Linked DNA regions of Homo sapiens: all the other regions are linked to region 1. Evidence: chromatin loops called from intact Hi-C (ENCODE). Cell type or tissue: dorsolateral prefrontal cortex. All regions are shown on one strand. Region 1 has its middle 23 kb from the start of LINC01738. Region 2 has its middle 96 kb from the start of FOXD2. Region 3 has its middle 3.4 kb from the start of PDZK1IP1. Region 4 overlaps LINC01389 (long intergenic non-protein coding RNA 1389).

Region 1 (5,000 bases):
GAAGGCCAGGGGCCGCTCTAGCGGCGAGGGGCGGAGGGTGTGCTGAGAAACCCGGCTCCGGGGACCTAGGCTGACGCCCCCATCTCCGCCTAAGGCCCCTGGGGCTGAGCTTGCTTCCCCCTGGCTCTCTGGTTCCTTTCCGAGTGGAGGAGGGTGAACTGGCCCTTGGGAGAGGGCTGGAGGGACGCGGCGGGAACGGGCTGAGTACGCAGCACCCGGGTCGGCAAGGGCTGGGGTTCTGAGATCAGAGAGAAAAGAGGACCTGGGAGTCGGAGGCGATCTCCCTGGCCCCAGCCGACCCTCTGAGCTCTAGCGAGCCTGAATCCGGCTCTGGGGGTGGCGCCCCCCGCCTGCTGCGGCTCCCGGGGCCAGCGCCCTAACCTTTCAGAGCCTGGCCCTGCCACCTGTAGAAGGAAGGCGCGCTGGTGGCCCGTTCAAGCAGGCAGTGGCAGCACCGGGGGCCTTCTAGAAGGGACGAAACGGCTCAGGGGCCGGGGAAACTTGTTTGGCTTGACAACGCCTGGGCTGGGCGGTTACAGCAGCAATCCCGGGATTCTCGGCCCCGGGGGGTCCTGTTTACGCAGGACTCGCGGCAGACTGGAGGGAGTGGGGCGCTAGAGCTTCCTTCCTTAGCAGCTGAGAACCATTTCATCCCCACCACCGCTATCCTGAGACCCCCTCCTCTCCCCATCTGCGTCGGCTTCCCGCGAACCTTCCCCGGCGGCATCTTCAAACACACAGCGGCGGACACACAAAGACGCTCGCGAGCCAGCACTAGTGTAGGCACTCGGGCACACACAGATACACGACGCAAGGTCCCGGGGACTCGGATGGAGCCGCAGTGTCCCCGGCCCGGGCGGAGAGGGCTCGCGCGTAGGGGCAGCTGCTCCCGGGCCGCTCTCACACCGGGCGCGCGGCTCTCAAGCCGGGAGCTGGCGAGCTGAAAGCCCGGGATAATTAGCGCTAATTACATGTGTGCAAACAGCCGCGGCAGAGGGCGCGGGCTAGGCCGCGGGGCCGCCCCTCCCCCGGCCTGACCCTGGCAGTCCCACCGCAGTGGAGGGGCTCTGCTGGCGCAGCTCGAGCCGACCGCTAGGGGAGAGCGCGCAGGAGCACCCACGAGACCCGGGAATCGGGGTGCGCCGTCAGTGCCCAGAGCCACCGAGCCCCGACCACACACGCGGGCGCGCGTTGCGGCCCGGCAATCTCGGGATGGCGGGTTACAGTCGGGCCAGAGGCTGAGCCCAGAACTGGGGGCCGAACACCCGCTGCCCTTCGCTGCCCTTCAGCGGGGACCGGGCGGGGTGGGGCTGAGCATTCTGGCCCCTAGGCTTCTCCGACTGTTTTGGCCTCCGGAGCAACCCGGTGTCTGCGGAAGATTGGAAGCGACTCTCCAGCACCCCGCCGCCGAGGCCCGCTCTCCCAGGCCATGCCGGCTGGCGCCGAGGCCGCGGGACCTGGAAGGGTCGGAGTCTGGTGCTGGTGCCGGAAGGCCAGCCAGTCTCTGTCCGGATGAGCCACATGATCCCAGAAAGAGCAGCCTGAGCCTTAGTCTGCGCGCCCAAAAAATGAGAATGCAGAGACCATTCATACCTCGCTGGAGGGGCTTCAGATGCTGAGTACACGGGGGTGGGGGCGGGGAGAGCAGGAGAAAGGGCTTTACATGAATCCTAACGTGTGAATGTTTGCACTGAGAGCCAGACTTAGCCATCTCTTTTTATGGGCCTAGGTGCCTGCGGCGGGCTGGCTTGGCGTGGCGGCAGATAATTATATTCCTATAATTATAAATGAAGCTCAGAGAGGCCAAACGTCTCACAAGAGGTCACACAGCAGTAAGAGGCAGCTGGTTTTTCTGACTTCAAATTTCAAGTTCAGACTGCACAACTCTCCGCCATCCCTCCCGGACGCCCCTGGAACCCCACGCACCTCCAGGCCCTGAGCGAAGCCTGGAAGCTGCGGGGCGAAGCGGAGCGCGAGAGAGGTTGCGCTCTGCGGGTCGGGCAGCCGGGGCTCGCTGCAGGCCCATGGCGCCCTCTTGCGTTCGTGGCCGGAGGCGCAGGCGGCTGCTGGGCTGACCCGTGTCCCGCGGTCCTGCTGGACTTGGACGCGGCATCTGACTCCTCTCTCTCAATGATTGCGCAGGCGAGGATCGATTAGCTGCGGAGAGGGTGACCTGAGACCACACGAGGATGCATTTTGTATACCGTACGCTTTGTATGCTGTAAAGCACATGGGACACCCAGTCACAGCGTTTGAACACCACGGTAGTTTTCCACTCGCTTCCACCCCGTCCTTGATTTTTTACAGGAGTCCTGTAAGGCCAGCAGGGCAATAATTATTATTCCCACTATACAGATGGGGCAACCGAAGCAGGCCCAAGGCCACTCGCTGGCGAGTAGCGGAGCCAGCACCCAGACTGGATCTGCTTCCCCCCTCACGTGCACCCGGCTCCCAGGCTAGGGTCTGGCTCTCACCGAGGTTTAAGGAAGAGGGCTTTGGAGTCAGACAGACTCGGGTTCAAATTCTAGTCTAGAACAGGCTGTGAGGTCTCAGACAAACTACAGAACATTTTTGGGTCTCAGTTCTGAATCTGTAAAACCGGGAGGACCCCGCCTCTTAGGACTGTTGGGGGAGGGGTGAATTACGAACCAGGGCCAGGCGACTGGAGCACTGAGTCCAGCGCGGGGTACCAGCGCCATGGCTGCTTTAATCAGGGAGGATGGCATTTGGTGTGACTACTCCAGCTGGTGGTGGGTGGGCGGCAAACCGAGGATTACATACCTCCGTGGCTAACCAGAGAACCGAGAGCTCAGGGTTGGGGCTGCTGCTGGGACATGAGCCCAGCACTGTGTTGCCGGCTGCCCACAGTCCTGCAATTCAGCAACTTTTCTCCAGGGCCTTGGACAGGTTCTGGGAGGCCTCCTCCTCCTTACAGGTGGGGACACAGACCCCGAGATGAAAGCTGTAACCTTCCCCATCTGCAAGACCCGGAGTCTAGGGCTGTCTTCAGAGCCAACAAAAACCAGTGTGGGGAAGGTGGGGCTTCCTGAGATCTAGCTGGGGAGACAGGTGCCTGGCTGCAGGTGCAGGGAGTTGGTGCAGTTTGAGCCCAGTGGTTCTCAAACTGCTGGAGCATCAGAATCAACTAGAAGCCTTGCTAAAACACTTGCTAAGCCCCTTCCCCTAGGGTTCCGACACATTAGTTCTGGTGTGGGGCAGGAGAATCAGCAGTTCCCAGGTGATGCATGACACTTTGACAGTCACTGCTCTAACCCTTCAGAGAACTTCCTCTGAGGCTTCTCAGTTCACCAGCTCCACATTCACACTACCTCTGTCTGGGCTGCTCTTATTCTGGTCAGTTTCACAGAACATTTCTGGGCTGGCCCTCAGCATCAACAGAAGCAATGCGGCTGGGCCTCCAAGCCCCCTTCCTCTTGGTCCCTTCACACCTGTGGCTCAGAGGAGAACGACTTCTACAACTGCCAGATAGGACAGTCAGGCCAACTTTCTGGAGGAGAACTGAACTTGAAGATCTGCTGGAGGGGAGTTAGGGCCACAGCCTGGCCAGGGAGTGAAAGGTGAACACTGAGCCAAAGTCAGACCCTCCGATGGTTGCATGCATCTAGTCAGCAGGGACTTAGGGTCCTGGCTCTAATCCTTCTGGTGGAACACTCACAGCCCAGCGCTGGAAACAGGGGTGAAGGGGATGGCAATAAGCACTCAAATGAATGAACCGCTGCCAGCCAGGCAGGCCAGGCCCAGGTGGCAGAAAAGTCCTTCAGATGGTGGTTCAAACAGGAGTACGGCAGGGGGCCACAGTAGCTGCCCTTCCTGCCTTGGTTTCTCCATCTGAGGAATGCACGTCATGTGTTTGCTGTTTCCCTGACCTTCCCAAGCTGCCAGCAGGATAATATATGGAAATTGCTTTGACCTCCTGAGAAAAGAGGGTCTCCAGGAATAGAAAGTTCAGCTGCTAATCCCGTCCCCCCAGACTTCCCACTAATTCCGGCTTCCGATGTCAGCCTGGCAGGTTGAGTTTAGCAAAAGAAAGAACAACTTAGAGGGCTGATGGTTTTTCTAATGGCCCCAGTTCTCCAAACACACCCACACACAATACACATGCACACACAGCCTGGTCACAGACCTCCCCACATGCACAGCCTTCCCTACCCTCGCTCACACACGCACCTCCCGCGGAGCAGTCATAATTGTAGAGAATAATTAGAACTAACATTTGCACAGCGCCCTGCCATTAACAAAGCAGTCCCACCCAGCACTTTCATTTAATCCTCACAACCACCCGAGAGGCAGGGATTATTGCTATTATTAACTGAGGCTCAGCAAGGTTAAGTGACTTGCCTAAGGTCACTCAGCTAGTAGGTGACAGGCATGGATCCAACTTGGGTCTCCTGACTCCAAATGTTATTCTCTTGCTGCTGGCCCACGCTTCTTCATGCATTCACGCGCATTCATTTGTTTGCTCGTTTATTCATTCATTCATTCATTCATTTGTTCACTAACTCAACAAATATTTATTTTGCATTAGTCGTGGACGAGACTCTATGCTAAGTGCTAGCTGCTTTGCTGCACCTTTTCACCTATCCTCATAATGACCTGGTGCTTTTCCTGTCCTCATTTCGTAGTGGAAGAAATGGGGTTGAGTAACAACAACAAGTAAGTGACAGAGTTGAGATTGAGCCCACAGTGTGACTTTTCCAACCCCTCCTGTCTCAGGCAGGGGCTGGAAGAGCAAGTAGCCCTGCCCAGGCCCCATGGATCAGAGCTCCTAGCTCGTCCCTGTCACCCAGACATTTCAACTGAACAGGCCCAGAAAATCAAGGATAGGATTTTCTCCAAAATGCCATTGGCATCTCTGGGGACAGAGTCACATTTTCCTACTGATTACACAACACGGTAGCATTTACAATAGTCGCTCCATCCATCAATATCAGTCAGAGCCAGCAAGAAATGTCCCCCTTCCCCCAACCCTGTGGTGACCC
Region 2 (5,000 bases), 180 kb before region 1:
TGTTGTTCATTCCCCATTTTGTTCTTCTCTTCTTCCTTTAAATAACAGAAATATTCCTCTCAGATTTAGCAGGACACATGGCCACTTAGTTAGAGATGATAATTATCATCCTTCTTTGCAGCTAGGTGAAGCCATGGGACTGAGTTTCTATACTAACTAAAAGCAAGTGGAAGTGAAATCGCTTGCCACCACTTCCCATGGCTGGAATGTGGCCATGATGTGAGTGAACAAGTTTTGGCCATAAGGAGATGGTGGGACAACAAAATAGAACGAACCTGAGCCCCCAGATGAGCTTGGTGAGCACATCTGTCCCATTCACCTTGGGCCACATGCCTATCTTCAAGCCATTACATGAGAAGTGCATAAACTTCTACCCTATCTGAACTACTGTATTGTTGGCTCTTTTGTCTGAAGCCCATTATTTAGCCAGAAGCCTAAATAGTGCACCAGGTAAAGGAAAAGGAAGACTTGTAAGGCAGGAGGAACAGCCTGTCCGAAGACATAAAGAGTGAAAGAAGTTAGTTTTAGGAAACGTTCTCACAGGATTTTGTTTTTTGTTTTTTTTTTTGAAGATCAAATGAGATAATAAATGTATATAAAATCCTTAGTAGAGTACCTGGCACATACTAAGTTCACAATAAATGAAAGTCCCATTTTTTTTTTCTGTGTGATACAAATTACTTCTCAGAGCCTCATCTGTAAAATGGGGGTAATGTCACCTGTATGATGAAAACAGAGGTCTGAACCTTTCTACTCTAAAATAGTATGAATAGCTTGCAGAAATTCTATTGGGAGCAAGGTTAAAAGGAAAACAATTATCAAGAAACGAATGAGTACCCTGCCTTTCACTGATTTAAATAATTTACTTTAACAAAACCTCTGGTGCTCTCCATCTCTACACTTTAGCTAACATTGGTCCTATTCCTTCCTCCTAAAAATATTAGTCATTCCTTGAATGAGTTGTGGATACTCAGTGCTCCAAAGTTTTCATAGGCAGGTTTCTCAGGGCTTTCTCCTCCTATTCTCCTAACTCCTATTCACCTCACAAGACTGTACCAACATCACATGTCCTGGGGCTTCCCTGACCTTATGGGAAGATCTGCCTGATTCTCTTTATGCGACAGGTACTCCACTAAGGCCGTACACTCTCTCTTATTGGTTTAGGTGTTATTTTCACCTGCCAGACTGTGAGCTCTTCCAGGGCAGACAGCATGAATGTTTCATTTTTGTTTCTTCAGCACCTGGCCACAGTAGCTGTTCAGTTCTTATTACTGAATAAATGAGGTGTTCTCCGGCAAACATGTAGGATCAGTTAGAGTGTGTATGTGTTGGTGGGGGTGTGGGGAGGGTGGAGCACAGAGGATTTCAGGGCATCAGAAGGGCAGATGTAAAAAATGAACACGTCTCTCATCCACACAAGTCCGGGACTTTGTCATTTAGACATTATTAGGGGAAAAAGAAGAGGTAGTCTGATAGAATGGAAGCTATCTAGTTTAAGAAACAGGAGGCCTGATTTCCCTCCAAACTTGTTCAGGATTCATCTGTGTGACTTCAGTAAGTGTCCTTCCCTCTCTGAGCCTTATTTTTGGCGATTCCGTTTCTGGTCTTCCAGGAATCTAGGCGTCCTCCAGCTCTGAGATTCCCAGGGGCCTATTGGCCTCGGGGAGAGAATAGGCCTGGCTTTCAGGCCACATGAGGCTGTGACCCACAGCTGGCACTGGTCACCTCCGCTGTCTCCTCTTCCTCTCTCCTCCTTCCCTCACACCCCCTTCCTCCATCCTCCCTCTTCTTCCCCCATTGTCCTCCCCATCCTTCCCTTCCTCCCGCCTCCTCCCCTGGCTCCTCCTCTCCCCGTCCGGGACTCGGGGGGAGGCGCGCTGGGTGGTCCGGCAGCCGGGGGCGGGCGGTAGCCTGCAGGCGTAATTGGCATGCACGCCGTTGTAGCTGAGACCGCTTAATAAAGCATTACATATCTCACCGCTTCCATATTTCATTACCTCACGCGGAGCCTGTGAGAGGGCCCTAATGGGAGTCAGCTGTGTTTTTACTTTCTGTTGTCGGCCGGGACGGGTTTCTCTGCGGATTCTTTGAAATGAAATAATGTGATGCACGCCGCGATAAGGGCCGGCCTGTAATGAGGCCCAGGCCGCCGGGCGGCTGCTATTGCTCCAGGTGTCGCGTATTTGGGCTGCGAGGACAAGGAGGAGGAGGGGGCGGCGCCGGAGGATCGGGGGGGAGGGGGAAGTCGCGAGGGGCAGGGGGTGGGAGAAGGCGGAGGGAGGAGGCAGGGGGCAGGGGGCGGGCGGAAGAGGGGAGGAAGGAGGGGGCGGCGGGCCGCGGCAGGCCAGGCGGGAGAAGCCGGAGACAGAGAGAGGACGGGGACAGTGGCGGCCTGCAGAGCCCTAGGAACCCGGGTTCAAATCCTGCCCGCCAGCGTGAGAGAGCGTTTGCCCGCCCAGGCGGTCCACCGGGGTGAGGCTAATATTCATCTCACGGGGTTGTGTGCAGGTAAATGAAGAGGGTTTGTAAATTGGAAAGGACACATCACACATAAAAGGAATCATTTACTGAGAGAAAGGAACTGACGCCCTTTGAGCATCCCCTCTGGGCATGGCAGCTGCCAGCCACTTCACTGAATGATCACAGCAGCCTCACTTGCTAAGAATTGTTACCTTCCCTTTACACAAGAGGAGACTGAGGGTCAGAGCAGCGAGGGGCTGGCTCCAAGGCACACAGGAAGAGGCTGAGGGCAGCCCTAGGCAGGTAGCCAGATGGAGATAGAGTTGGAGGAGAAGTTGGTCCACTGCCCGCTGACTGGGCCACCCTGGCACCCCCCTCGAGGGGAGCTGGGCTTTCTTCTCCACCTTGCTCTATGGGCCTCCTCCTGTGGGTCTGAGGCCTTTGCCCTCCACACGGGGATGGAATGGGGTGTGGTGCAGGACTCCTTGTAGGAGGGGCAGTGGCTGGCTGTGGGGAGAAGTCCTTAGGAAGCCCCCTGTTCTGAGCATGCTCCTCTGTTCAAAATCCCACAGCTACAGTCCCTGAGTGTCAGCTTGCTTCGTGTCCACTCTGTCTTCATCTCCAGGAAATAAATGCTCTTTGAGGAGTCTTGTATCTCCTCAGTGTCTCTTAAATCCACTCACTTCTTGCCCTCCCTCCTGGCACTGCCCTGGGCCAAGCTTCTGGTCCTGCTTCGGACACTGAAGGGATCTTTCTGAAATGCTGACTCACGCTGCTGTCCTTCAGCATCGGGCTCCTCATTGCTCCCAAGGGCCTCTGGCTTCCCTAGCATGCCCTAGCAGGCCCTCCCTGCCTGGACTTTAGAGCCTCCCCCAGCTCCTCAGCTTCATCTTTATCACACCCCATCCCTGGCCCTGCCAGACTAGGTGACTGGCCTTTCCCTGAGTTCATCTCTGGACACTTGCTCATGCTGTTCGCTCTGCTTAAAATGCTCTTCCCACATGGAGCCACCTTGGGAGTCCTATTCTATCTCCAAGACTCAGCACGATGACTGCTCATTCCAGGAAGCCTTCTTGCCATGTGCTCCTCTGCTTCCGAGTTGTGTTTGCTTTCTTTCTTCTCTGAGCCTCAGTTTCCGCATATGTAACACGAAGGAGTTGGGGGCTGATCTCTGGGCTGCATGGTCTCATGAAGTTATGGGGTTAGGTGCTAGTTTCCTCTTGAAGGAGAAACAGATAGTTTGAGTGTGTCAGCATGTTAGATGATGACCATATCGTATGTGCCTGCCACATGGCACACATCACATTGGTGCTTTATATGCATTAGATACATGCGTTGCTTGGGATTATGCTGCAGTAAACGGAGAAGCTGGGATCAGAAGCCAAGTCTTTCTGATTCCTGAGCCTGTGCATAGGTGCGTGAGCATATGCATATGTGCTTGTCTGTGTGTGTACATGTAAACTCAGTACTCAGTACTCAGTGTTGGTGGCACTTTAACCTGCTCAAAACCCTCTCACCTCCAGGAGCCCGTTGAGGTTGGGATATATAGACATAGAGAGGTTGGGCTGTTGCCTTAGTTACACAGGTGCTGGGAAAAGAAGGGGGGTGTGGAGCAGGAGGAGACACTCCTCTGGCCCAGAGAACCAAGTGAGATCCTCTCCGTGCAGGATTCTTTGCTCTTCAACCTCGGCCTAACTTTGACAGCTTTGTTTCCCAAATAACCTCTTTACTGCATCCTAACTTTCTGTATATAGGTCCTGCTTTGGAGCCTTTGCTTAAACTGGTCCCTGCATCTGGAATGCTCTTTTCCAAAGCCTGCCTGTGGACGTCTTATTCTTCCTTCAAGACCCAGCACAGATCCCACTCTTCACAGAAGCCCACAGAACCATCTCTTTCTTTCCCTGTTTCATGCTCTGCATACACTTTTCTCGCCCAGCTTAGAGTGTTAGCTTGGAGCATCCTTGTTTCAAGACCATGAGCTCTGAGGTCAGAGGCTGAGTTTAACTCTTGGCCAACAGAGACCTGACCTGGTGTGGAATAGGTATGTTGGATATGCTTGTGAATGCCTGGCCAGGCAGGATGTGTTTTGAGGCTCACTGCAAATGGATGCAAGTTCTCACTCATTGAAAATGCTTGATATGTGGCAGGTAATAAAATTGTCATTATTTATTACTGTGCTTTTGCTTGGGTCAGGTTTGATGTTGCAATCTGTATTTCATTTTATTCTTACAATAACTTACAATCCCATTTTACCAGTGAAGAAACTGAGGCTAACTGATACTAAATAACTTACCCAGACTGTAGAACTAATCAGTATCAGAGCCAGGACTAAAATTCAGTTCTGTCTGCCTCAAAAAAGGAGTCTGGGCAGGGCGTGGTGGCTCACGCCTGTAATCCCAGCACTTTGGGAGTCCGAGGTGGGAGGATCATGAGGTCAGGAGATCGAGACCATCCTGGCCAACATGGTGAGACCCCGTCTCTTCTAAAATACAAAAAATTAGCTGGGCGTGGTGGTGCGCGCCTGTAGTCCCAGCTACTTG
Region 3 (5,000 bases), 520 kb before region 1:
ACACCTAGCCCCTGGAACAGGGAGGCCCTGGAGCCAGAGCCCTCGGAAGAGGCAAAAGCCTCCCCAGGATCACGTGGTGTCCACCTGGCCCTCCAGCTCAGGGAATGAGAATGGCCAGAGTTCCTGTGCAAGCCCCTGACCAAGGGTCATGCTGGTCTCCTTGCCCCACCCCCCACCCCAGAAGTATGGGAAGCTGAGATGCTGACTCCCTAGAAAGGAGCGGGCCAACTGGAACAAAGTCTCATCAGAGATGGAAGGTCCCCAGGAGCCAGCACCTGAGCTGAAGGCACCTCCACAGCCTCTCTTCCCTGAAGCCACCAAACTCCTATTCATCAGGCCTCCTGGGCAACCCTTCCTATGGCAGGTTGATTCTGCCTTCCTGCTCCAGCGGGAGCACTCAGACATCATGCCTCAGGCCTGCTTCCTGTGTGTGTGTGTGTGTGTGTGTGTGTGTGTGTGTGTGTGTGTGTGTGTGGTGTGTGTGGGTGTGTGTGTGTGTGTTCACATGCGTGTGCAGTCGGGCCCATTGCCATCCAAAGATGGAGTGTCTCAAGGTGATCTGGGAGAACTTTGCTTGGAGTTGAGTGATGCCTCCCAAACATGTATATCCTGGCCTCCCTCCCACACCCAACTTGGTGTCCTCAGAATCTTCTAACACAGACTGGAGTAAGCACTGTGCATGTTAATGAACAGCCAGAGAATCACTGATTGGAATGTAAGGAATGGGGCTGAATTTAACAAACATCTACTGGTGCCTTCTCCAAGAATTTTAGGGAGGAGAGTCACATGGTTAGTTTTGCGTTTGGGAAAACACCTCTCCATGCAGTGTGGAGAGTGAAAGGGGCATGCAAAGGCTGGAGAAGAGAAATCCAGGGATCTGCTACAGTGGCCACAACACCAGTGCCTGGACCTGGGCAGGAAGTGCCCATGGGAACAGATCTGAGCCCTGTTGAGGAGGTAGAGAAGCCGGGGTGTGGCTGCTGGAACACAGTGCCAAGCTGGGAGAATGGGTACAGGCAGGAGGCAGGGCTTCAGGTGACTCCCAGGTTTCTGGCGTAGGCAGCTGGGTAGATGCTAGTGCCTCAGTAGGGGCCAGAGCAAGTTTGGGGGGTTGGAGGATTAATGAGCTATAGATTTTGAGGTATTATGCTTGCAGTGCCTGTGGACTTTCCAGAGGGAGACATCTGGAAGGCTGCAAAATCCCTGCATCTGGAGTGGAACATCTGGGAGCCGTCTGCAGCACAGGGATGGTAACTGAGGCCTGGGAGCTCATGGTCTCCCCAGTGTGTGTAGCGGGGGTAGGGGTGTTGAGGGGAGAGCACAGAAAGAAGGAGACACGCCCCCAACACACAAAGGTCTTTCAAAGGAAGAAGGGGCAGGAGGAAACAGGAGGAAGCAACCCCAGGAAAGTGGGGTATCCCAGGAGCCAAGCAAGGACAGACTTAAGGAGGGTGGGGGGGTCACAGCTGTGCCACCCCCTCCAACCAGTGCCCTCAGCACTCAAGTCCCAGGTTCTGCCTTCCCCACCCCAGTATCCTCCACTTCCCTGAAAAACCCAGGGAAAGGAAAGGATCCCCTGGGCTATGCTTTGGGAGTGGTGGGGGAAGGGGATGAACAGGAAGGACACCAGGTGATCAACAGGAGGAAAACATACCTCCTGGGTCAAAGTCCCAAGCTTTAGAGCAAAACAAGTTGTTCCAGAAAAGAGGGAGCATGGGTGGACACTTGGCTTTGAGGCTGGTCCCTCCTCCCTGGAGGTCTTCACACGGGTGGAGGGTCATCTCCCCAGCTGTATGGACACAGCCCTGATCCCCATGGTAACAAGGTGGGCCCCCCTACTGGTCTGGCTGGGGCCCAGGGTCTGGACTAAGGTCTCAGCAGCCCCACAGGGCTGCACCGTGTGTCCTGAGCAGCTGTTCCATCGACGTTCAGTTCCTCCTTCCTGTTCCAGCCCAGCTGTCACGCAAAACCATCAGGCCCCTTAGACAAGCCCTCCATCCAGCCAGACCTTATGCGATTGCCCTTCAGAAAAGCCAAAGTGGGCCTGGACTGTTTCCAGCAGTCTCCTTCCTCCCAACCCCATCTTGTCAGCCATTCCACTCACTGCCAGCAGGTGGCAGTGTCTAGCTCCAATACCAGACTGGGCGTGCAGGGAGCCAGTTTGCTGCTGAAGATTCTGCAACTTCCCCTCCCTCCAGCCCCCACTTTTGCCCTCCTCCAGGGGTGGTCTGAAGAAAGGGACGGTGGACATTGACATGTAAATAGTCTGGGAACAGCATACAGGGAGTGCTCAGGGCTCTGACATAGGGCAGCGTGGTGGACTACATTGCTAAGGAAGGCATCCTGGAGGAGGTAATGCAGGCAAAGTTAGCCAGAGTGTTGTACTCGGCAGACAGTCTGGGGAGAGGAATCCAGGCAAAGAGCTTAGCCTGAGAAAAAGTACAGAGAACATTCAAGAAGGGTGTTTAGAACACAAATATAAAAGCTTTCTTTTTTTCCCTCTCAGTGTCTCTCTCTGTCACCCAGGCTGGAGTGCAGTGGTTCAATCTTGGCTCACTGCAACCTCCGCCTCCTGGGTTCAAGCGATTCTCTTGCCTCAGCCTCCTGAGTAGCTGGGATCACAGGCGCCCACCACCACACCAAGCTAATTTTTGTATTTTCAGTAGAGACGAGGTTTCACTATGTTGGCCAGGGTGGCCTCAAACTCCTGACCTGAAGTGATCAGCCCGCCTCGGCCTCCCAAAGTGCTGGGATAACAGGCGTGAGCCACCGCGCCCAGCTCTTTACTAATTCTTATAATACTTCATCTTGTTAATATCATTGCTGTAAGCCAGAGAGCTCCTGGAGACCTTGTTTTATTCTTTCAAACGTATCTTGCTTAAACCCTTTTATGGCATTCATCAGCCCTTAAAATAATATGCAAACTTCTTTGCATGGGTTTGAGGGCACAGGCAATCTTCCTTACCCACCACTCCAGCTTGGTCTGGCCCCGGAGCCTCCTGTCACTTCCTAACAAAAGCCAAGCTCTTTCCCACATCAGAGACTTCTCTCCACTTGCTCTTTTCTCTGCCTGGAACACTCTTCCACTCCTATTTGCCCAGCAAACTGATCTTCCTTTACATCCCTTTCTTCAAGAATACTTCTTTACTTCCCTTCTCTCCCATCTGAAGTCACTCCCTTCTATGAGTCTCCTTTGCTCATCTCCTCACAGCCATGATCACAAGTTGCAATTACACACTGATTTGTATGTTTACTCATTTAATAACTGTCTCCATGGAGGGAAGGTATCATGTCTATCTCTCCCTCAGCAGCCAGTACTGAGCACAGTGCCTGAGTACACACTCGACACACATTTTATGAAATTAAATGTCAGTATATGCAGTGCCTACCACTGGCCTAACAAAGAGCAGAAGCTCAGAGAAAGGTTGTTCAATGAATAAAACATTTTAGCTGTAGTTGAGTCCTTGTCTCTCTCCACTCTCTATCTGTGGGGCAAGGACTGTGTCTGATTCATCTCTGTATGTGAAGGAGAAGACAAGGCAACCATTCCTCTGACAGTTAGAGCTGTTCAGCCTGATATGAGGGTGTCCTGGAGGGTGAGCTCTCCTTCCCTAGACATGTAAGAGCAGAGGCCATGGACCAGGTCACCCAATGAGGTGTCTGCAAAAGGGGTTTGTCTTAGTCTCTTTGTACCACTTTAATAAAAATACCCTAGACTGGGTAATTTATAAAGAACAGAAATTTACTTTCTGACAGTTCTGGAGGCTGGGAAGTCCCAGATCAGGGCACTAGCAGGCTTGGCATCTGGTGAGAGCTGCCCTCTGCTTCCAAGATGACACATCTTGCTGTGCCCTTACACGGTGGGAGGGATGGAAAGGTGAAAGGGGCAAGGACACTCCCTTCAACCCCGTTTTTGAGAACACTAATCCATTCACGGGGGTGAAGCCCTCCTGACTTAACCCCTTTCCAAGAGGTCCCAGCCCTCAATATCACCACCTTGGGGTTTAAGGATTTTTTTGTTTTTTTTTGTTTTCTTCGAGACGGAGTTTTTGCTCTCATTGTCCAGGCTGAAGTGCAGTGGCACAATCTCAGCTCACTGCAACCTCCCCCTCCTGGGTTCAAGTGATTCTCCTACCTCAGCCTCCTGAGTAGCTGGGATTACAGGCCCCCGCCACCATGCCCAGCTAATTGGGGTTTAAGTTTTAACATATGAATTTTAGAGGGACATATACTGAAACTGTAGCAGGGTTGTAGCCCTTCCAGGTCTGGAGCCTATGATCCTGTGATTCCGTTAACAGAATATGATAGCTTTTCATATTTTGATAAGGTCCCAAGGAAGCAGGCTGGTTAGGACTGTGGTGAGCCCCTCTCCTCTCAGACTTAAGAATTCATTCACCTGGCTCCCCTTCATGTAACACTCCCTTCCCAGAGGGCTGTGGACAGAACTCTAGCTCATGAACATGGACAGGGAAACATTATATCTGTATTTCACTAACCTCTAACTTAAATTTACCACTTTCGGCCAGATGTGGTGGCTCACACCTGTAATCCCAGCACTTTGAGAGGCCGAGGCGGGTGGATCACCTGAGATCAGGAGTTCGAGACCAACCTGGCCAACGTGGTGAAACCATGTGTCTACTAAAAATACAAAAATTAGCCAGGCATGGTGGTGGGCGCCTGTAGTCCCAGCTACTGGGGAGGCTGAGACAGGAGAATCACCTGAACCCAGGAGGCAGAAGTTGCAGTGAGCCAAGATCACACTATTGCACTCCAGCCTGGGCACAAGAGCGAAACTCCATCTCAAAAAAAAATAAATAAAAATAAATAAAATTTACCATTTTCTTCCGTAGGATGAAGGCAACAAACCACAGACTGTCTGTGATATTTTCATATCACCATATAATTATTGCAGATATCTAGATATATCTTATACTCACCACTGTAGAAGTACAATAGTCATTGGACCTTCCACAAGATCTTGTTGTTGAATACATTATAAA
Region 4 (5,000 bases), 320 kb before region 1:
CTTGGCTCACTGCAACCTCTGCCTCCCGGGTTCGAGCGATTCTCCTGCCTCAGCCTCCCGAGTAGCTGCGACTACAGGCATGTGGCCCCACGCCCAGCTAATTTTTGTATTTTTAGTAGAGACGGGCTTCACCATGTTGGCCAGGATGGTCTCGATCTCTTGACCTCATGATCCGCCTGCCTCGGCCTCCCAAAGTGCTGGGATTATAGGCGTGAGCCACGCTCCCAGCCCTGCATTTCTTTTATGTGTAAAGTGATACTGATATTGATACTTTGAGAACCACCACAGTAAACAAAGTGATCAGAGCAGATAATGAAAACTCACAGCCTTGTATCTTTGTGGGCAAGGGATCAAGTCTTGGTCTTTTTGATGCATTCGCTCATAAGTTCAACTTGGTCTTTTTGATGCATTCACTCATAAGTTCATCGCAGCACTATACACAATAGCAAAGACATGGAATCAAGTCAGGTGCCCTTCAGCGGTGGACTGGATAAAGAAAATGTGGTACATATACACCCTGGAATACTATGCAGCCATAAAGAAAACCCAAAAGTATGCCCTTTGCAGCAACATGGATAAAGCTGGAGGCCATTATCCTAAGCGAATTAATACAGGAACAAAAGTAAATATATGTTCTCACTTAAAAGTGGGAGCTAAGCATTGGGTACGCATGGACACAAAGATGGGAACAATAGACACTGGGGGCTGCAAAAGAGTGAGAGGCAAGGAAAAACTACCTATTGGGAATTATGCTCACTACCTGGGTGACAAGATCAATTGTACCCCATACCTCAGCATCATGCAATATAACCATTAAGAGACCTGCACATGTATTCCCTGAATTTAAAATAAAAGTTGAAAAAAAAAAAGTCTTGGTCTTTTTATCCACAGTGTCTAGCACAGAGTAGGTACTTAGTGTTGATGAATTGACAGTTGGTGACAAACCATAGTGAAAGCTCACAAATTAAACAGCTGCTTAGTCTGCTGCCATTCCTGAGCTCACAGAGTGAGAGGGAAGTACTGCATGCAACAGTATCACAAATGCTCTCCCACTAAGGGAGTTGTCACATGGATGGCAGCTTGGCATAGTGGGCTTTCTATAATCTTACTTAGCAGCTGCCACTGTCTTAAAAGGTGAGGAGAGGCTGGGCACGGTGGCTCATATCTGTAATCCCAGCACTTTGGGAGGCCGAGGCAGGTGGATCACTTGAGGTCAGGTGTTCCAGACCAACCTGGCCAACATGGTGAAACCCCGTCTCTACTAAAAATACAAAACATTAACCAGGCATGGTGACTAGTGCTTGTAGTCCCAGCTACTTAGGAGGCTGAGGCAGGAGAATTGCTTGAACCCAGGAGGTGGAAGCTGCAGTGAGCCAAGATTACACCACTGTACTCCAGCCTGGTGACAGAGTGAGACTCCATATCAAAACCAAAAACAAAATGGTGAGGAGAGGCCAGGGGACTACCACCACTGTCTACAATCCTCTGAAGGGAGATGGAGTACATGTATTCAATGTGGGCTTGAGGGCAGAACTAGGGCAGTGGAAACAACATAAGGAAGACCGTCTAAGGTCAGAGCCACCCAACACTGAATTGGAGCGCCTGAGGACATGATCACCGTCCCTGGAAGTGTGCACGCAGGCCCTGGATGCTTATTTGGCAGAATGCTTTAGTCTTTCACTCTGGAGATTCTGTGGTTTGGGGATCATCTTCTTCAAGTAGGTATCTAAGTCTGAAGTCCACCTGGAATTCCAGACATACTCTCTGACACATAAGAGTTCCCTGTATATACAAGTGGGGAGGAAAGGCTAAGGGGCATCATGAGGATCTGTGCCTTACCATAAGAACCCAAATGCTGAGAAGTTTCCCTAAGCCTCTGTTTCTGCCTCCCACCCCCTCCCTGGGTGTCCTCCCCAGTGCCTGGGATAAGTGCTTAACAAAGTTTACTGGCATTAATGCTGTTGGTGGGCAGGAGGTGCCCAGTTTGCATTGGAAAAGAGAGAAACAGCAGTAGCAAAAAGATAGCAGTGAGGGACAGGAGAGACCCACTTAGCTGGAGGGGGTGAGGGTCCATGCACCAAATAATGGGAGATAGGAGTATGCAAAGATAAAGCGATAAACCTTTCATAACAGGTAAAGGAAGGTGAATTTTATCCAGTGTCTGTTTAGCTGAGTCCAGACTAGGAAGCTGGGCTGCATGAGTCAGTTTGACAAGGGCTTTTTAGATTTAGGAGGCTGCTCCGTTTTCCTCCTCCTCCTCTTCACTGTAAGCTGTCCCTTGAGCTGTATTCTGAAACCCTGAATGGTTTTTCCATCTCACTAGGGACAGTTGGCAAACCCTCTCTGGCTTGGCCAGGGTTGGGGCTGGGCACTAGACGAGCCGGGAGAGGAGGTGGCTCCCAGCAATAAGCAACCCACAGAATTGTGTCTGTCATTTAAGAAAAGTTTCTGGGTTTTCGGCTAATTGCAAAAATACATAATGGATGCTTTTCGCATCTGCTAGTTATTCTGGAACAGGCCTGCATCCAAGAGCAAACTTTAAACAAACAATAAGATTATGGAGCTTAACTATTTCAATGTGTAACAGAAAGCCAAGCCCCATACACTTAAATTACCACACATGCACTCAGACACAAGCACACAAGAGATCACATCTGCACAAACATACACACATACAGATGCATGTTTTGGCATTAGTGCATGCAAATGCATACTTACATGCTAGCACCTAGTACATACATGCATGCACAACTTGCACATGTGCGCAGTCACCAGCACCAATACACATTCTCAGACACACAAATGAACGTGCATACACTCATACACAAGTATACACCAACGCATTTGGGCAACAAGACACACAGCCTCAGGCACAGATGCATTTACACAAATCATTCTTACTGCAATGAGAGATAGTCCGGGGTAGGTGTGGGTGTCCTCCCAGTGCAGAGTTAAGTGAAGCAGTCCATCAGCTGGGCACTGGCTGTCCGGGTGTTACCAGGTGTAGTTATCAGTATGGCCACCAAGAGGCGCCCAGGATCCATCCTGCATCCACCTTTCATGGCTTCTGCCAGCTGGTCAATTGTTTCTGTACCCACAAGCCTGCATCTCCCTGTTCTGGATCCCTGCACAGAACTAGGAGACTCCTTGATCCCAGCCCCAACCTTCCAGGATCCACTGTGCTCATTCTCATCCTTTCCCTGTCCCACACCACCAAAACAACCACAAGTCCCATCCCTCCTCCCTCCTAGCAGAACGCATGCTTCAGCACTCCCTGCTTGTCCTGTGGCTGCTCCATGGAGAACTGGATCTGTCAGGTCTTGATCATGATGTGACTTCTACCTGGAACTTTTTCCACAGGAGAAGCTGTCAAAATCTCACCTATTTTTCAGTCTATGTCAGAATCTCCCAGTGCAAGACTGCCAGAGTCAAGAATACATGTTCAAGTAATTCAGTGAATGAATTAATGCCTCACTCTAATACCTGACTCTGCCTTCCCCATTAACCCCAGCTGGAGAGGTCTCTCACCTTCTAGCACCTGCCTCCTGGCTTATGTGTGTGTGTGTGTGTGTATATATATTTCAATAAAACAAGTGCCAGGCTGGGTGCAGTGGCTCACGCCTGTAATCCCAGTTACTTGGGAGGCTGAGGAAGGAGAATCTCTTGAACCTGGGAGGTGGAGGTTGCAGTGAGCTGAGATCGCACCACTGCACTCCAGCCTGGGCAACAGAGAGAGACTATCTGAAAAAAAAAAAAAAATTCCCCCCACCACGCCGCCCCCCCCACAAAATGCCAGCTTGAAAACACAAGCTAGAGGCAGACTCAAGATGTCATGAAGTCAACCCCTTCCAGCATCCCTGACAGGTAGCTACCCTAGCAACAGATAACTCACCCCTCCCTGAGCAGCCCTCTTCACTGGATACTTCAGACTTCCAGAAAGTTCCACTGTGTTCTTCCACATTCTCAGAGCTCTTTCATCATGACAGGGGCTGAAGCAACGTCTGATAATGCAGTAGGAGAATAAGTGCAAAGTGCAGGGGAGGGTGTGCAAACTTTCCAGAGAAGTGGGGCAGGGAATTGGGATCAATTACAGAGGGAGTATGAGTATAAAAACTATCATTACAGCTGCTGTTTAGTGAATGTTTACTGTGCTCATGACTGCAAATCCTTATAGAGGGCAAGCTCGAATCCAGGTCTGCCTGTCTGCAGTCTAGTCTAAAACACCTCTTGGAACATAAACAAAATAAGAGTTTTGGGAGCAGATGGGTAGGGGGACAGCCAGGTGTATTAATTTTCTTTTGCTACATAATAAATCACCATTAACTTAGTGACTTAAAACAACATCCATCCCTGGGTGCGGTGGCTCACGCCTGTTATCCCAGCACGTTGGGAGGCTGAGGCAGGTGAATCACAAGGTCAGGAGAGTGAGACCATCCTGGCTAACATGGTGAAATCCCGTCTCTGCTAAAAATACAAAAAAATTAGCTGGGCACGGTGGCACGTGTCTGTAGTCCCAGCTACTTGGGAGGCTGAGGGAGGAGAATCGCTTGAACCAAGGAGGTGGAGGTTGCAGTGAGCCGAGGTCGTGGCACTGCACTCCAGCCTGGGCGACAGAGCAAGACTGTCTCAAAACAAACAAACAAACAAAAAAAACCACCATCCATTTTATTACCTCACAGTTCTGTAGGTCAGAAGTCTGTGCAGGCTTGACTGGGTTTTCTGCCCACAGTATCACAAGTCTGAAATCAAGGCTTCAGCTGGGCCTGGCTCTCATTCAGAGGCCCTGGGAAAGAATCACTTCCAAGCTCATTCACATTGTTGGCAGAATCCATTTCCTAGCAAGTCCTCATTACCATGGTCACTGCTGGCCATGGGGTGGCCTTGGTACTAGAGGCTGCTCTAGGGTCCCTTCCACGTGCACTCTCCACTTTCAAGATAGAGCCCTCCTCATGCTTTGAACTACTGACTTCTTTTCTGTCACCAGCTGGACAAAATTCTGC

Evidence for each region. A loop is a pair of places that touch in the nucleus more often than their neighbours do. Peaks named below come from ENCODE experiments on the same cell type or tissue, not always from the same donor. Only the 100,000 strongest peaks of a DNase experiment are listed, where the experiment ranks them.
Region 2: a loop joins it to region 1, with 8 times the contacts of the local background. A loop is called at or near these places in 63 of 110 quality-filtered maps.
Region 3: it touches region 1 in a loop (5-fold over the local background); 67 of 110 quality-filtered maps call a loop at or near these places.
Region 4: it touches region 1 in a loop (3-fold over the local background); 44 of 110 quality-filtered maps call a loop at or near these places.

What each region holds. Positions count from the first base shown.
Region 1 is chr1:47,708,638-47,713,637 of GRCh38, forward strand. No RefSeq gene overlaps it. Among named protein-coding and RNA genes, the nearest start is that of LINC01738, 23 kb to the left of the region's middle. RefSeq lists enhancers at 1-386, 2,173-2,673 and a silencer at 2,034-2,103. In dorsolateral prefrontal cortex, CTCF peaks have their summits at 1,045, 2,025 (motif pointing left) and 2,224; DNase peaks (open chromatin) are centred at 1,401 and 2,044; H3K4me3 peaks cover 2,371 bases; H3K27ac peaks cover 1,660 bases; H3K27me3 peaks cover 5,000 bases.
Region 2 is chr1:47,531,376-47,536,375 of GRCh38, forward strand. No RefSeq gene overlaps it. Among named protein-coding and RNA genes, the nearest start is that of FOXD2, 96 kb to the left of the region's middle. In dorsolateral prefrontal cortex, no CTCF peak of the experiment used is centred here; a DNase peak (open chromatin) is centred at 2,036; H3K4me3 peaks cover 1,197 bases; H3K27ac peaks cover 964 bases.
Region 3 is chr1:47,190,961-47,195,960 of GRCh38, forward strand. No RefSeq gene overlaps it. Among named protein-coding and RNA genes, the nearest start is that of PDZK1IP1, 3.4 kb to the left of the region's middle. RefSeq lists an enhancer at 481-1,430. In dorsolateral prefrontal cortex, CTCF peaks have their summits at 2,111 (motif pointing right) and 2,312; a DNase peak (open chromatin) is centred at 2,101.
Region 4 is chr1:47,385,924-47,390,923 of GRCh38, forward strand. It overlaps LINC01389 (long intergenic non-protein coding RNA 1389), which reads right to left. Exons shown (of 5, transcript NR_126355.1): 4 at 325-433. Among named protein-coding and RNA genes, the nearest start is that of FOXE3, 28 kb to the right of the region's middle. RefSeq lists a silencer at 2,034-2,328. In dorsolateral prefrontal cortex, a CTCF peak has its summit at 3,025; a DNase peak (open chromatin) is centred at 3,018.